Linked DNA regions of Homo sapiens: region 2 is linked to region 1. Evidence: chromatin contacts called from ENCODE Hi-C or POLR2A ChIA-PET data. All regions are on one chromosome and are shown on one strand. Each heading gives the region's core, a stretch centred on a gene start or an enhancer-like site at or near the end of the contact. The rest is flanking DNA. Distances are from core to core; before and after follow the strand shown.

What was found. Hi-C counts contacts between places; a loop is a spot of excess contacts on that map. ChIA-PET counts read pairs that join two places held with the same protein, here RNA polymerase II (POLR2A). Pooled maps may share reads with other maps.
Region 2: a loop to region 1 is called in a pooled map, with 4 times the contacts of the local background. The contact joins the enhancer-like site here to the promoter of OTP-AS1 in region 1. A Hi-C loop is called at or near these places in 2 of 50 pooled maps. POLR2A ChIA-PET finds 5 or more read pairs at or near these places in 4 of 52 experiments (GM12878, HCT116, HEK293 and 1 more).

Annotation. Positions count from the first base shown.
Region 1 is chr5:77,627,821-77,632,215 of GRCh38, forward strand. It overlaps OTP-AS1 (OTP antisense RNA 1), which reads left to right and starts at 1,851. Exons shown (of 2, transcript NR_198942.1): 1 at 1,851-1,941. It overlaps OTP (orthopedia homeobox), which reads right to left. Exons shown (of 3, transcript NM_032109.3): 3 at 892-2,974. The coding sequence ends at 2,444. RefSeq lists enhancers at 517-1,082, 2,840-2,889, 4,373-4,395 and a silencer at 2,230-2,669.
Region 2 is chr5:77,716,124-77,720,807 of GRCh38, forward strand. The region is part of intron 1 of TBCA (tubulin folding cofactor A); the gene reads right to left. Among named protein-coding and RNA genes, the nearest start is that of TBCA, 58 kb to the right of the region's middle. Within about 2 kb of position 3,033, at least 2 of the 41 ENCODE cell types and tissues checked have a DNase peak (open chromatin) inside an H3K27ac peak, as active enhancers do; they include GM12878, where a contact is called at or near this core.

The DNA of each region.
Region 1 (4,395 bases), core at 601-3,100:
AAACCACAAGATTGATTTCGGTTAGCCTTCCCAAGGAAGCCTGTGATATCGATTTGCCTCCAAGTTTAAAACACACCGCAAACCTTCCCCTCGGCCGACCGAAGAAACGGCATTTTTTTCCTACTCCTTTGGGGCAGTCCCCTGAGCACGTGCCTGAAGTCGAGGTTAGTACGCAGCCAGCAGGGACCCTGACAGGAAACCAGAGCAGCCCCGGGGTTGGGGGAGCCCTGGTAGGTGCTGGTCGTCCCGGACACGCCTCTTCTGGAGAAGCGCGTTTGTCCCTTACTTGGGAGGTCCCGGGTATCTGAAGCGGATCCCGGGTCTGGGGACATGAAGGGGCGCCGTGGCCTTAGGGAAGGCCCCAAAGAGGCCTAGGCCCCGGAGGAGGCAAGAGCCGCGGCCTAGCTTCCACCGCGTACCTGGGGCCAGACACGGCTGGGGCGGCGCCGGAGAGCAGAACTCCAGGCTCTGAAGGCCGAGGGTGCGAATTGTGGTCCCCTCCCACCCACGGCCTCCCCATCACGCGCACGCAGCCCGCGAGGGGCGCCCTCCGCGCCACTGCCCCAGGGACACCGTTCATCTGAGGAACTCTCGCGCCCTGCGTTTCGTGCCGACAGCGACGCTCGGAGTCCCACCTGGGAAACCTGGGTTGGCCCGGAAACCTCGGGAGGCTCAGAGCTTGCGTGAGGCGCTCGCGGCGCCCCAGCATGCCGCCCCGTCGCGGAGACCTCACCTTGCAGCCCAGAAACCGAACCCAAGCCCACTGCAGGGCGAAGGGCCCACGCGTTCCAACTGGCGCGAATATAACCATTCCCAAGACCGGCCCCTCCCCTCCCCCCACGAGACCCCTCCCGCCGTTCAAGGTCACACCAAAACCCATCATTCTCTATATCACATACTGAAAATGATTTTATTTTATCCATTTACATTTAACTTGATATAAACTTGTCCGGAAAAGTCAAATAATATGCTTTATATTAGCTCAAACATTTATTAAGAAAACCGAATTCCATAAATAAACACAGACATTAAGTTAAAACATATCACAAATTGACCAGTATGTAACAAGAATGCTTTATCTACACAAAACATCCTATTTCACATATTTGTTCATTCTTAGAAAGCGCTTCTGTTCTCTGGGTTTGGATTTGACCAGCACATGCAGAAAGAGCTGATTGTGTTTCTCTGTACAAAGTTGCAGGGTTGTAGATGTCCGAGTGCCCCCATCGGCTGCCAGCAGGTGGCCGAGGGGCACGAGGGACGACAGGACCACCACAAAACAACCAAGGGCACAGAGCAGCGAGAAGACAGAAACAGAAAAGGAAGCAAACAAACCCCAGTCCTGAAGGATCCAGAAAAGAGATGTGGCTTTTGCTTTTACAAAAGAAAATTTTGCTTACACGTTTATTTTATTCTTCCTTATAAAGACTTATCAAAATGGGTCAGATCACCTCTTCCTCGTCACATGACTGCTTTAGTCTACTCCAGCCACCCAATCCACTGTCACGTTCCTCCTGAGAAGCCTTCCCTTCTACACTCTCACACAGTTGTGCTTAAGAAAATGAAAATAAGATAAAATAAAAATAAAAGCGTTATCTTGCAAGCCAAGAGAGGGCTGCACGGATGTGACTGGGTGGACTGGGCAAGGGTAGCGTGGTGGGAGAGGAAAGAAAGACAGGAGCTTGGAGAGTACAAGGATAAATCAAATCATATCAGTTGGGCCCTCAGATGAGGCGGTTGGTAGCAATGCTTGTCCTCCTTTAAGACAAAAATCCCTAACATTGTGCTGTCCCTTGAACACGTCCGTGTGTGACCTAGGTGCACCGTGTCTGTGCGCGCGCGTGTGTAGCGTCTGAGCGTGAGCGAGAGTGCGAGTGTGTGTGTTTCTGCCCACAAACCAGTCCATTGGTGTCTGATTTCAGATCCTGAGTCGACTCCCTGGTACGTAAAATGGCGGGAAGGATACTTTTTGCCGGGCGCGGGAGGAGGGTCGCGAAGTGTGGGGAAAGAGGGGACCGGAGGGGAGGCGGCGGGCGAGGGGGGTCGTAGGCGTCGCGTCGAAGGTGTGGGTGGGAACGCCGCCCGTCAGAAGGCCAGGAGGAGGGCGCGAGCACGGCCAGCGCAAGCAGGGAGGCCAGGGTGGCGGGAAGGGTGGGCTGAGGCGCTGGAGACCGAGCCGAGGGCGCAGCTGGGTGGGAAGGGAAGAGGGGCGGCCGGGAGACGGGGGACCGCGGGCGATCGAAATCAGGCGGAGGGGAGGCCTCGCGGGCTGGGGCTTGGGGTGAGCCCGAGCGAGTGGAGGAGAGAGGCGAGGACGAAACGAGACGGGGCGAAGGCCGGGGCGGGACGGGGCAGGGCGCCGGGGTCCGGGTGCGCGCCGGAAGGGCCTCGGGGCGGCCCCCGGGGCGGTGCTGGGGGCGGAGCGGGCCGGGGCGCGGCTGCATTAAGTGAAGCTCATAGAGACTGTGTGCTCTAGCGCCTTGCGGCGGAGGGAGGCGATGCTGGTGCCCCGCCACACGTCGCTGCTGTCCGGGGAGCTGCAGAGCTGGGGCGAACCGGAGACGTTGCTGGGGCCGGGGAGGGAGGCGGGCACCATGCCGGGGAAGGCGGGCTGGTAGAGGTGCGACTGCAGCCCCGCGCCGTTGGAACCCGCCAGGCTGTTGGACAGGCCCATGGAGTTGGGCGGCGGACCGGCCGCCAGGCTGCACTGGGACAGCGACTGCGCCATGGCCTGCTGCCTGCCCAGCGCCGGCGGCAGAGGCAGCTGTGACACGCCAGGCATGGCGGCCGCCGCCCAGCGGGTGTCGTTGGCGTGGAAAGAGCACAGGCTGTCGCCCATGGCGGCGGCAGCGGCGGCGGCAGCCGACGGGAACTGAGGCAGGCCTGGCGTGGGCAGCAGTGTGCCGGGCGCACGGAACACGTTGGTCGTCTTTTTGCGCTTCTTCCACTTGGCGCGTCGGTTCTGGAACCAGACCTGGAGCGGGCGGGGCGGGAGACAGACAGGGAGCTATTAGCCGGCCCGGCGGCTGGGGAGTTGGGGCTTGAGCCCCAGAAACCCGCCTCGGATACAGCCGCTCTGCCCTGGGAGGAACAAGTGCCGTAGGCCCGACAAGCCCCCATACCCAGCCGGAGACTGTGGCTCCCCACCAACTCCTGGCAACTGGCGCCCCCTGCACCCACCAAGCGCGGAGTCCTGCGCTCCTAAGAGCTCGTGCCCCGAAGAGTTTACGCACTGTGCAAACACACCAAATGTGTGCAGTCTTCACCACGCCCCTGCACATTCTGTGCACTGCACAGATTCACAGGTCTGCAGTCAGGCATGTGTCAAAGTTCGACCCACAGGTGTACAAATGAAGATAAACGTGTACCCATGTAGCTTAATAGCATGCCTTATAACACTGATGTGCTATAGAATTTTCAGAAACGCTGGAAATTTGGAAATTGATGACAGGCTGTGGATGACATAGTTTCAAAATCGAAAGACAAAGGAAAACCCCTAACGCTACGGTTGACAGAGCGGAGAGGTTAATACAGTGATCTGCGTGGGAAAGTGAACGCCACTGAGCTACAGTGTTGTTTGGGTCACCACCATGACTTCCGATTCCTCCCATATTGCTTCGTGCTACTGCCACAACTCTCCGTGCCTCATTCCCAAACCACTCTATGGACACCTTTGTCTGGGCTGTACGAGTGGCTGGAACCTGCTGCCCCAAGAGCCTTCAACCCTATTCTTTTTTTTTTTTTTTTTTTTTTTTTGAGACGGAGTCTTGCTCTGTAGCCCAGGTTGGAGTGCAGTGGCACGATCTCGGCTCACTGCAACCTCCGCTTCCCGGGTCCCGGCTGAAGCAATTCTCCTGCCTCAGCCTCCCGAGTAGCTAGGATTACAGAAACGCGCCACCATGCCCAGATAATTTTTGTACTTTTAGTGGAGACGGGGTTTCACCATGTTGGCCAGGCTGGTCTTGAACTCCTGACCTCGTGATCCACCCGCCTCGGCCTCCCAAAGTGCTAGGATTACAGACGTGAGCCACCGCGCCAAGCCAAAGTCTATTCCTTTCAGGAACTTACCAAGGGTCCCAAGTAACAAGGCCTCCAGTTCCCTCAAGTCGCCCCCATTTCATTTATAAACTAAAAGCAAATTTTCGGACCAATATGAATTAAAGGAGGTCACATTTCACTACGAGATATATGAATCAAATTTAATTTTGCTCAGACAAACCCAAACGTCCTTTTTCAGGGAAATGAGTTTGATAAAATACACTCCAAATGAAAACAGCCTTCCTATTTTTTTTTTTTTTAACAGTGGCCCGGGAGTTACAGACCCTGTCAGGCAAATTTGCCTAGGCATGTCAAACCCTCTATCACAGAAGAAGAGTTCTGCCTGAAAGATATCAC
Region 2 (4,684 bases), core at 1,783-4,282, 89 kb after region 1:
TCCACAATGTTTTTAAAAGAGTCAATGAAAATAGAAGTTAATGAAGACATCAATATTTCAGAAATGAATAAAATCTAAGTTAGTGTATTTCAGGAAGCTGATCAAAAAATGATACTACTAATGAAATTAAGCTAAAGATTGATAACACTGATGAAAGAAGTTAGGTTGGATGAATGACATCTGAGGTTTTAGCATTTCCAATGGGCATCAACAAATCTGCTCTCCTAAAACTTTTTTGCCATTTGGTGAAGTTCGACAGACAGTTATGATATTGGTATATCATGAAATATCATATGTAATGAATTTAGGCAAAAGCTTGAATCACTTGACATAAATAAAAATTAAATATGATGATAAAAGCAGCTAACAACAAACTGACCACTTACTATGAACCAAGCAGTGTGCCAAGGCATGCTAAATGCCATATATATCATTTAAGTCCTCAAAACAAACCAAACAGGTACTAGTATTATTCCCATTTTAGTAACTACTAATTCAAAATTAATGGAGCTTCAGTACCTTGTCCAAGTTCTCACATTTGTTAAGTGCCAAAGAACTGTTAAACTCCATATCCTTAGCTACTAATTTAAGTAATTCTCAAACATTTGAACATAAAAGTCTAAATGTGTTCAATTACAGCAGGCATTGTTAGGTGCCTACCCAGCAACCATTCCTCCACTTCTTACTTGACAACAGAATCCAGTTTTGCTTATGATCAGCCAAGAAGTCATGCCCTTCAAAGGAAGAAACCAATCACAATGATTTTACCCCCTTTTCCAAGTGATAGTTTAGGCACGTGCAAATGACCCAACTCTGGCCAAAGCTACATAAGAGACATCTGCTGGGGGTTCTGAGAAGGTTGCCATTGCTCATAAATGGGATATAATCCATTTTCTCACCTGGACATTGTCACCTGTGTGTGACACCTGCCACTTGTGTCAGACACCTTGGGATCATGAGGAAATCCTGCCTAAAAAGACAGGTCAATCTAGTCAGAGAACTGCAGTCTTTGATGATGGTACTGAATTACTAAATCAACCAACCGTAAAAGCGTACTGCTTCTAGTTTTCTTATTGCAGGCGATAATAAATATCCTTATAGTTAAGCCACATACAGTTTTGTTTTCTGTTACTTGAAGCTAAAACATCTAAAATGATAGTCACTAACAGCAGAAGATTGTTCTGTAAGTACAGAAATAATGCTTTCCTACTTGAGACTAATTCATTCTAAACAAATCATTTAGAAATTGAAGTATCTCTTATTTTTTCCCTATCTACAAATAAACATGAAGAAAGTAAGATTAAATTACCTATACAATCCCCAGTTTTATGGGGATTTCCACTATATTAAAAATTTTTCCATATAAATTTTGTGTAAAAGTCTGTATTTCACACTTAAAACAGTGTAAACTTGTTTTTGCTTTTAGTCGGGCGCAGTGGCTCACGCCTGTAATCCCAGCACTTTGGGAGGCCAAGGTGGGCGTATCACCTGAGGTCAGGAGTTCGAGGCTACCGTGACCAACATGGTAAAACCCCGTCTCTAGTAAAAATATAAAAAAATTAGCCAGGCATAGTGGTGCACGCCTGTAATCCCAACTACTCGGGAGGCTGAGGCAGGAGAATCGCTTGAAACCAAGAGGCAGAGGTTGCAGTGAGCTGAGATCGTGCCATTACACTCCAGCCTGGCAAACAACAGCGAAACTCTGTCTCAAAAGAAAAAAAAAAGGCCGGGGGCAGTGGCTTACGCCTGTAATCCCAGCACTTTGGGAGGCTGAGGCCGGCAGATCACCTGAGGTCGGGAGTTCCAGACCAACCTGAACAACATGGAGAAACTCTGTCTCTACTAAAAAATACAAAATTAGCCAGGCGAGGTGGCGCAGGCCTGTAATCCCAGCTACTCGGGAGGCTGAGGCAGGAGAAGCCCTCAAACCCAGGAGGCAGAGGTTGTGGTGAGCTGAGATCGCACAACTGCACTCCAGCCTGGGCAACAAGAGTGAAATTCTGTCTCAAAAAAACAAAAAACAAACCAAGACCACTTTGTTTTTAATAATCATGGTGGCTACTAAAGGATAATACTCAGAATAAATAATATTACCTTCTATCTACATCACATTTTCAAAGTATTTCTGTAACTTACAGGATATTAGGTGTTGAATAGTAAAATATCAAGGCCTATAAACTGCAACTTAATGGAGAGTGGGAATTAAGTAGCTAGATACTAAATCTATAGACCATTATGGGGTAAGAAGTTTCACTGTGCTTCAAAGGAAACAATATGGCACCAGGAAGTGTATCCACTTACTACTTGGATGCAGGAAGAAAAAAGTCAATTGGAAAAATGCAAGTCAACTGCATTAATTAAGAATTCTCACTAGTTCCTTAGTACGGAAGAACTAAGGTTGACATCAGAAGCTGATGATTTAGTGCTAATGGTCTATACAGTACAATGTATGTAGTTAAAATTCAGTGAGTTTTAGTCATTTTCCACCAATCCTTGTGGTCATTATAAAGTCCTAAGTGAGATTTTTCACTGTTCCCAAACTTGAGAATTATAGTTAAGATGTCAACAGTCAGCAAAACTAAGGAAGAACCTGCTACAGTATCCTCTCCTAACAAAACTTAAAATAAAACAAAAGTGTGCTACCCAGAAACACATAAAATGAGATGGGGCTGGAGATGCTGCTTGTTCTGAATGGAATGTCTCCTCTCCTCATCCTCTCCCAACCAACTCATTCTTCAAAACTTAACTCAAATAAATGTCCTGTCTTCCAGGAGGACCACTCTAACATCAATCCTTCCACTCTCCCAAGCTGACACTGTGGATCCTTTGTCTATGTATCTTCATAGCATATTTATCTGCATCATCACAATAGGTTGAAATTTTGTCTACTTCGACAATTAAAAATAAATCCCCCAAGGTGTGAAAATATGTCTCATATCACACCTAGCAGAATATATGCCTCACAGATATATTTGCTGAATGAAATAACTCATAATTACCCTGCGTGGTAAGCAGGGCAACTATCGTCAGCCTCATTTTCAAATGAGAACCTGCAATTCAAAGAAGTGAAAAGCCAGCTGTCCAAGAAACGATGAAAACAGGATGTGAAATCATGACTTCTAACTTCAAGTGTCAATATTTTCTACAGAAAATACAATCGTATGTTTAAAGTAAATGAAGCAATTTTCAAAATTTAAATTTCTTTGATCTGTTCCCAAGGTAAAATCATTCCATGGTTCAATATCTGAATAGCACAAAAGAATATACTGTGAAAAGGCAACCCACCACCTACACACCCTGACCCCAGCCACTCAGTTCCCACCACCGGAAGCAACATGTTCTCAATTTCTTGTATCCTAAATGAAAGAAAATGAATGTTTAATTTCATGGTATTTGTTACCTTATAGTTTCTCAGTAACCATTAATTAATCCATTAAACTGGAGACAGTTCAAGTTTTATTAATTGCTGAAGTAGAATATGTGCTTTAATTAATTTTAAAAAATAAGTTAGACATTTTATAAACAGCTAAAATGATGCATGTCAAACATAAAATCAGTATCACTTTTTTCAATACTATGAATCTCAAGGATTAATAAATGAATAAATCTTAGAATGAAAATTCAAAAAACACAAATATAAAACTCATTATTTCACGAATCCTCTAACCTGTCCCTTAAAAGGTCCCTCAAAGGTCCTGAGATGTCAGTGAGATTAAAAAGTGCATACTACTGAAAGGGCTAAAGACACTGTGAATAGCTTCTGCTTGAGTTTATATGAGAAAGCAATAGCACCTCCCACAGCTGCTTCATCTCCATACAAAACACTCTGACAGTTTTAATTACCACCTAAAATCACAAATCTGTCTGTACATTTGACTTTTTATCCTCTGTCCAGACCCATATCTCTAACTGCCTTTGTAACATCTCTATTTAGACATCCCCACTAGCAACTGAAGCAGGCTGAAAACTGAGATCATCATCATCTCTCTCTAAAATGATACCCTTCCCAACTTGAGCTGTCAACATAGTAATCATGCTCTCATCTCACAACCTTTGCGGTATCGTTCACTAGAAACCTCTCATTGCAACTGGTTTGGCTAAGTCTGAGAAAAACAGAAGGAAACACAGATGGATAGGGTAAAGTTCTGCATGTGAGGGGTTTTGTTTTGTTTTTAAGTGAGACTATACAATTACTAGATAAAGTAGGACTGCCTTGTGAACATCATGGGGAAAATAGCTAAGTTGTCTGCAAGCTCAATTTGAGTCAAGAGTATAATGCAGTTATTACACTTCTAAAAAAGCCAAGTCGGCCAGGCGCGGTGGCTCTCGCCTGTAATCCCAGCACTTTGGGAGGCCGAGGTGGGTGGATCACCTGAGGTCAGGAGTTCAAGACCAGCTTGGCCAACATGGTGAAACCTTGTCTCTACTAAAAATATAAAAATTAGCCAGGCGTGGTGGCGGGCCCCTGTAATCCCAGCTACTTGGGAGGCTGAGGTAGGAGAATCACTTGAACCCCAGAGGCTGAGGTTGCAGTGAGCTGAGATCACATCGCTGCACTCCAGCCTGGGTCAGAGAGTGAGACTCCATCTCAAAAAAATAAAAAAATTAAAAAGCGAAGTCTATCTTAGATGCGTTAAAAGAAGTGGAGAACCTAAAACATGGTACATAAGTGGTTCTCCTTGGA